2 separate regions of the Mus musculus genome follow, and region 2 is linked to region 1. Evidence: chromatin contacts called from ENCODE Hi-C or POLR2A ChIA-PET data. All regions are on one chromosome and are shown on one strand. The core of a region is the stretch at or near the end of the contact, and the rest is flanking DNA. Distances in the headings are between cores, read along the strand shown. Region 1 holds the start of Uri1 (URI1, prefoldin-like chaperone). Region 2 holds the start of 1600014C10Rik (RIKEN cDNA 1600014C10 gene).

Region 1 (3,548 bases), core at 388-2,887:
TTGACAACAGCTAAGGGACAAAGACTGACACATGGGATTTGTGGTGCCCGTGCTCCTTGGATGGTTCTATCTAACACATATGGGCAAGCACTAGCTGGACTGAGATATTTAAAAAAAAAAAAAAAAAAAAAAAGGACATGAAGTTGGAAGGGGGATGTGTGGGAGGGAAAGGGAGTTAAGTTGAAGGGACGAAATAGATTTAACTGACTGCATGTACAATTCTCCAGGAGTAAATTCCAAATAAATAACATAAAGTTTACACGCAAAAATATTTAAATATAGAAAAATAGAGCTTCTCAAATGTTTATGCAACTTCCTAAACCTTTATTAATACCTCACTCTGGCAACAGGACATGTGACGTTTAAGCAAATTAAATGTCGCTTTTCAAAGAATTTCAAGGCACGTCAGGAGAATCAACTTGAAAACCTACAGAATCCACAGGACAATTTCACATTTAACAATCGAGCTGTAGTTCTTAACTACATAACATTTCCTTATAAAAAAAAATATATAATAATTCCCATTCGGAGATTCTAAGCATTCTCCTCTCCTCTGGTAGATCAAAAAAAAAAAAAAAAAGTGGGGAAAGCCTTGTTTAATAAAGGCTTGAAGTTAAAATTTAACAAAGGCCTTCTCTCTTGTCGACTACTAAACCTAAGAGCTGGATTGCACAGGAAGTGCATCATCACCAACGTAGTCAAACTTGGACGCTCAATCAAATAAGGATATCTCGTGTGTGTGTGTGTGTGTGTGTGTGTGTGTGTGTGTGTGTGTGTGCGCACGCGCGCATTGTACCAACGTTTAGATAATAAATAGCTAAGGGGTAAAAAGAGTGACCACTTCTGTTCACAGTGTAATCCCCGAACCAAAAAGGAAAAAAAAAAAAACACGTATTTTTATTTAGTCCCAACAATTGCTCTCTCAGTTCAGGGTCAACCGATTATCCTATCCCCTGCATCCTCTGTATTCCCCACATCCCCGCATCCCTTCCGGGGAAGGTCAAAGGGCCACCGACAAAAGACAACAAATGCACGTGACAAAAGTTTCTCCCGTGGTCCCCGCGGCCCGAGGCTGCGCAGCTCGCGCGTGGGGATCTCGGTTTCACGCAGAGGGCTGGCCGCATTAGAGGTTGCTCAGAGTGTCGCGGCCACATGCGGAAGCCGGCCAGGGCCGGAACCAAGCGCGGCCTGTTACCTTTTCCTGCTCCTCGCGAAGCCGCGCCACCTCTGGTGCGCGCAGCGGAGCGGCGGCTGAGGCCTCTGCAAGGGGCTGGGGCTCGGGCTCGGGTTCGGACGGGGGCTCCATGCCCGGCGCCGCAGCCTCAGCGAGGCGAACAAGTCCTAAACAAGTGTTTATGGAGACGGCGTGGCCGGCGGATGCCCAGCGCCCGCGCGCTCGCCCTCATGCACTGCACGCCTCTCTCTGAAGAGGCCGCGCTCACTTTCGCCGCTGCCCCGGGGGCCGCCGCTCGCGTCCGGGCTACCCGCGGCCGCATCTCACACGCGCATACCGCCGCCGCCGCCGCCGCCGCCGCCTCGGAGCAGCAGGCCCTACACCAGGCGCGCCACGCTCTTCTCCCGCAACCGGGCCCAGCTTAGCGTCCCGCGACTGCCGCGCCTCCGCGCACGCCCCGCCCCTCGCCCCGCCCGCGCAGCACGCCGGGAAGCTCTCAAGCTCCGCCCTAGGGGGCGGGGCTATGGCGGGGACAGGGCCTCCGGGTGGGGTGGAGGCTGAGCCGCTCAGGACCCCTGCACAGGATGAGAGGCGGCGGGATAGTGGGTCCCAATTCGCTTGGCGCTGCCTGTGGTGGTAGGAACTTAATATGAGCACTGAGACTGTTTCATAAGCTCATTTAATTTTATCAAATTCAGCTGTTTCCCATGCCTTTTAATGAACTAATGTGGTTTAATGAGCTAAAATGCACAATATACAACTATATTTTTGCGTATGTATTAATTACTGTACACATTACAATTTTCCTTACATATATTAAGCTGCAGTATTAATATTACTATGTTACTACGTATGCACTGTGTAGCACATTTTTCAACAACAGCTGCTGCCCTATCCCATGTATTTTATAATTCTGGTGTTTTGTTTAACAGTGGGGACCAAATGCATGGCTTTGGACTTGCTAGACAAGCACTCTACCAACTGAGCTAAATCCCCATCCCTGTTCCACTCAGTATTTTAAAAATTGGAAGCTGGAGCAGGGAGCACACCTTTAATCCCCAACAGTTTGAAGGCAGAGGCAGGAGGGTATCTGTGAGTTTGAAGCCAGCCTGGTCCACATAGCAAGTTCCAGGCCAGCCTGAGCTGAATAAATCTCTTGGACTCACTTCCTCCCCCTAGCCCTTTGTGCAGCCTCTGTTTGTGGCAGTCCTCTAGTCTACCTTGTGGCCTTGTCCTAACTCTATCCCAAGCCCGGACAATAGGCATAGATCCTATTACCTCAGTATTGTGTGTATAGGAACAGGCTGGCAGGCACCTGCAGAATTCTGGCCCTCTGTGGGTCTGTTTGCCCCTATCTTCCACTTCTGTTCCAGCTCCCAAGTCCACATCCATCCTTTGATCACTTGCATCAAGAAAGAAAAAGCAGGGACGATTGGGGAAGATGGTAAATATGAATTTCTCTCCCTGCAGATGCAGCAACCTCTGAAACACAGTCAAACTCTGAGCACTCATCTTGCCTCCCGCCAATAGCAGCATCCCTGACTCCTAGGGCACCGCAGAAGCTACTTCTCTAGTGCTGGGCTTTGAATATGAACTGACCCCATGTGTTTCAATACTTGGTCCCTAACAGGTAGTACTAATTTGGAAGGATACTTAAAAATTAGGATGTACCAGGCAGTGGTGGCTCACACCTTTAATCCCAGAATCTGGAAGGCAGAGGCAGGCAGATCTCTGAGTTTGAGGCCAGCCTGGTCTACAGAGTGAGTTCCAGGACATCCAAGGCTACACAAAAAAACCCTGTCTTGAAAAGTGAGGGGGTGGGGAATTTAGTATGTCGTTTAGAATGTAGAACCTAAGTGGAGGAAGTCGGTCAGTGGGGTAAGTCTTTGGTATAGCATCCCTGGATACTACCTGTCACTCTCTGCCTCTTGTTCAGCTGTGAAGTAAACTGAGGCAGGCCATGCCTCCCTGCCATAATACACTGAATCCTCTGGAATGGCATTCCCTACAGAAAGTGATCTAGGATAGATTTGTTTATGTTTGAGTGCATTTTTAGACATGTATCAAGCAAAAGCAAAAGAACATGTAGCAAGAAGCAGATAGAGAACAAAATAAATCAGGCCCTTACGACGTCTAGCAGAACTATCTAGGGTAACCAGAGCGGGAAAGCAAGCAAGAATAAAATCAGCAGCAAACAGCAGACAGATAACATCAACTTGAGCACTTACAACATGCCCCAGAAAGACTGGGCTGAGTCTGTCCAAAAGGCTGGAGCTCTGTTTGGGATGTTTCCAGCTAGAGCAGAGAGTTCACCCCACCAATGAGCTTCCTATTTCTCCTCCCCACCTCGGGCAGTCACAGGATAGACGATAGT
Region 2 (3,548 bases), core at 385-2,884, 160 kb after region 1:
GTCACCTCCCAAAGGTCCACTACTAAAGACTTTCAGTGTGTGAACTTGGGGATAGGAAGGAAGAAAGTTGAGGGAGGGTCTCCATCTGCAGCCTAGGCTGGCCTCAAACCCTGATGGATTTGCTTGTTTGTTTGAGACAAGGTTTCACTATGTAGCCTGGGTCAGCTAGAATTCTCTTTGTAACCAGGCTGGCTCCAAACTCATGAGATTTGTTTGTTTCTGTCTCCCAAGTGCTTCGATTAAAGGTGTACACCCCTGCACCTGGTAGCTAGCCTCAAATTGTTGAGCTTTCTGCCTCAGAAGGAGCTCTATCTGAGTAACAGGATTGTGGATGTACACACACCTACTGTGCACCTCTTTCACAGACGGCCTCAGCCGCTACTGGCTGTCTAGGAACACTTCTAGGTGTCAGGGTGATAATTTTAGGGCTTTATTCATCGTCGGTGTGGATGTCTTATAGCCTAGTCTCTATTCTCCACTGAACTTTCCTGTTCCCATCATTGCTACATACTTCTGATATTTAGGCAAAGGAGAAAACAAGCGAGTCCGGTTCTCGACCTTGCCACCAGAGGGCGCTGCCCGCGGGGGACATTGAAGCGCCTCACCTCATAGCTCCACAGAGAGCAAGGAGCTAATCTATTCTTAGCCTCAGTTAACTTTGGCTCTTGAAAGTCACCCAAACTCGGGCAAAAGCTCCTACTCGAAAACGCACAGACTTTTCCACTCCAGCCAGGAGAATCTTGATGTTAAAAGGGGTTCGAGGCCTTCTAAGAAGACAGAAAAGAAGAAATAATATGGCCCTGCACAGATCATCTGTATGCCCGCAGCAGCTCTCCACCCCCACCTGGCAGATCGCGCTAGGGGCCACTTGGACCTAGACTGGAGTTCGCTCGCCACACTCTCTATTTGGGTGGCATTGGCTAGCCCAGTCCCTCTGTATCTAGTTTGTCACTGACAACCGTGCGTACTCAAGACTTTGCTCAGGGTTAAAGTTCAGTATTGGGAGAGATACCAGATTTGGCATATTTTCAGGCCAGCCCTAGAGTCCTTGGGACCAGGGGGCGGGGACTGCTCCCTAGGCCTCTCTGGATTTTTCTGTTACTCTGCTCTCTTTCTGAGTGGCTCCCTTTGCCCTGCAAGTGGAGTGGGCTCTGTTCTGGTCTTAGGAGGTCTGAAAGCTATACCAGCCCCTGCGCGTCCCACGCAGGCCCCAGCGTTAATTAACCAGCAGTCGCTCCTGACAGCCAAGCCCCTCTATCATCTCCCAGGTCCAGGACCCTGTGGGAGAAAGGGTCCGGCAAGTCACAGACCCAGCCAGCGCAAAGGGCGATCGAGGAGAACCTTCCAGGAACCGTCCCAGATCCTAAACGTGAGGTTGGGCACTGAGTGGGGTGGCCAGGCGGAGAGGAAGTGGGGGCAGCGGGTCCTCGCGACACAGAGTCCCCTCCCAGATGCTCCCCATTTCCGCAGGCACAGAGCTTCCTAGCCTGGGTCTTGGTGTCAGTCAATCAGACGCTGGGGCGCGGAAGGGACGCCTCGCCCCGCCATCAAGATCTTTCCCCAGGCCTGTCCCATCTTGAGGACCCAGACTCATGGGGACCCAGAGCTCGGCGACCCGGAAGGCCGGCGGAGCCGGAAGGTGGGAGGGCGGAGCCAGGGTGGCGGTGGCCTGTGAACGCCTCTCTGGAGCTGGCAGAGCAGAGCCGGCCTCAGTGCCTTGGCGGTCCCAGACTCCAGCTCGGTAAAGGTGCGCGCGGGGAAGCCGGGGTCTGCGAAGCCGGTCGGGGACCCTACGGTGTCAGGCCCAGTGCTAGAGCTGTTCATCTCAATGCAAAGGACCTGAGACACTGAAGGCCTAAGCTGCAGCGCCGAGGTTGGAGTAGTCAGCAGCTCCGTGCGCTTCCAGCCGCAACCTGGATGCTTGGGAGTGCGCGTGCGCGGTGCGGTGTCTTCCCACAGTTTATGCCTTCTGCCTAGCGGACTGCTGTGCTTGGCCCAGAGAGGGAGGAAATCTGGGCTCTAGCTTAGGGATGGCCAGGAATGAATGTCAGGGGATCAAAGGGCCAGATTAATTGGAGCTGTTGTTGAAAAACGTTCTTCTATGACTAAGTAGATAAGGTGCATGCATGGCCGGGTGCAGAGGGCACGGTGCTGCTGAGTGATGGGTGTCAGTTAACTCTGCGAGCTATGTAGCGAACCTACCACTGACCACTTCTGATCTTTCAAGAGAAATTAGGAAGATCTAAGATATATGTAAGATTGTATTATTGCTGTTAGTTTGAGACTGGGTCTCACTATGTAACCTTCACTGGTCTTGATCTGGGAGTCCTACCATAGCCTCCCCCATGCTGGGGTTATGGGAGGGAGCCAGCACACCCTCGATATCTTCTTATTTTTAAATACCAACAATCAAGTAAGTAAACAACTTAGTAGGCTGGAAGAACAGGGTGATGAACTTCACAGAGGACAGAGTACAACTGGGGAATTCCAGACAGGGGAGCAAATATTGCTATTTGGCCAAAGACCTGTTTTCCACTCAGTTTCTGTTTGTTTCTCCCTGCAGCCTCCCCTTACCCACCCCCTACCCCTGACACATTTCCTCCCTCTACTCTGGGGATTTGAATCCCAGCTTCGTCTAAGATTGCTATAAAGAACATGGAGCCCCCTGTTACTCTGAGGCCTCCTCCTCTGTTCCTCACAACTTGATTGGACTCAGGTCAGGCTGCTGTCCAAAGGTTTGAGTTTTTCACCTCCTCTGTGTATGGGAGCCCTGCTGTCATCTTCCCTCCAGTCTGGGTGACTATAGGACATCAGGGCTCCCAGTTAGCTTTTGTCTTCCCTATGGCTGGCAGATGGACTTCCGGTGAACAGGACCTGTTTTGAGGACAGCATTATTGAAGTCGTTCTGCTCCCGTGGGAAGGTCCTGTCTTCTGCGCCCCCCATCTCTTCCTCGCAGACAGACAGAGGTGGCCCCTGGAAAGAGGAGAATGGGGCGTGTTACCTTTCAATTTCTTGAGCCTGAAGAATTCAGAAAGTGAAAGCTTTCACATAGACTCCAGGTCCCAAACCTTTCTTTCACCACAAAAGCCTGTTGCTGCCATAACTTCTGGAATTACTCTTCAGGAAACCTAGGCCAGCCTTGCCTTGCCTTGGAGACTGCAGAAGCCCAGCTGGGGCGGAACCTTTCTTGCCCGGCTCTCCTGCCCCCTGACACTTGCTAAGGAGCCTGGCTTGTCTTCTGGCAAAGGCTTGTCTGGGCGTGGTAGAGATTGAGAATGGCATGTGCATGTTGGAACCTTTTCTTTTCTGCTCCATGGGCTTTGACTTAATGTTATTCAGAGCAAATCTGGAGGTAGATAATTCTTTGAGTAGGTAATCAGGGGTAAGATGGGTGAGTCCAGTACTCATTCCCAGCTCCCTCCCCCCACCCTGCCCACACTTTTACATTCTGTAGTTTCGGCTACTCACAGCCAAGTAGTAAGTGAAAAAAAAATTCAGAAATGAACAGTTCATGAGTTTGAAATGCTATGCAAGTTTTAAGTCATGG

What was found. Hi-C counts contacts between places; a loop is a spot of excess contacts on that map. ChIA-PET counts read pairs that join two places held with the same protein, here RNA polymerase II (POLR2A).
Region 2: a map of v-Abl transformed pro-B cells shows a loop between it and region 1 (2.8-fold over the local background). The contact joins the promoter of 1600014C10Rik here to the promoter of Uri1 in region 1. A Hi-C loop is called at or near these places in 1 of 37 maps with a recorded cell type or tissue (v-Abl transformed pro-B cells). POLR2A ChIA-PET finds 5 or more read pairs at or near these places in 1 of 5 experiments (Patski).

The regions. Positions count from the first base shown.
Region 1 is chr7:38,017,915-38,021,462 of GRCm38, forward strand. Uri1 (URI1, prefoldin-like chaperone) reads right to left here and starts at 1,638. Exons shown (of 11, transcript NM_011274.5): 1 at 1,196-1,638. The coding sequence starts at 1,306.
Region 2 is chr7:38,182,153-38,185,700 of GRCm38, forward strand. It overlaps 1600014C10Rik (RIKEN cDNA 1600014C10 gene), which reads left to right and starts at 1,635. Exons shown (of 4, transcript NM_028166.3): 1 at 1,635-1,747. It overlaps D530033B14Rik (RIKEN cDNA D530033B14 gene), which reads right to left and starts at 1,630. Exons shown (of 1, transcript NR_165180.1): 1 at 420-1,630.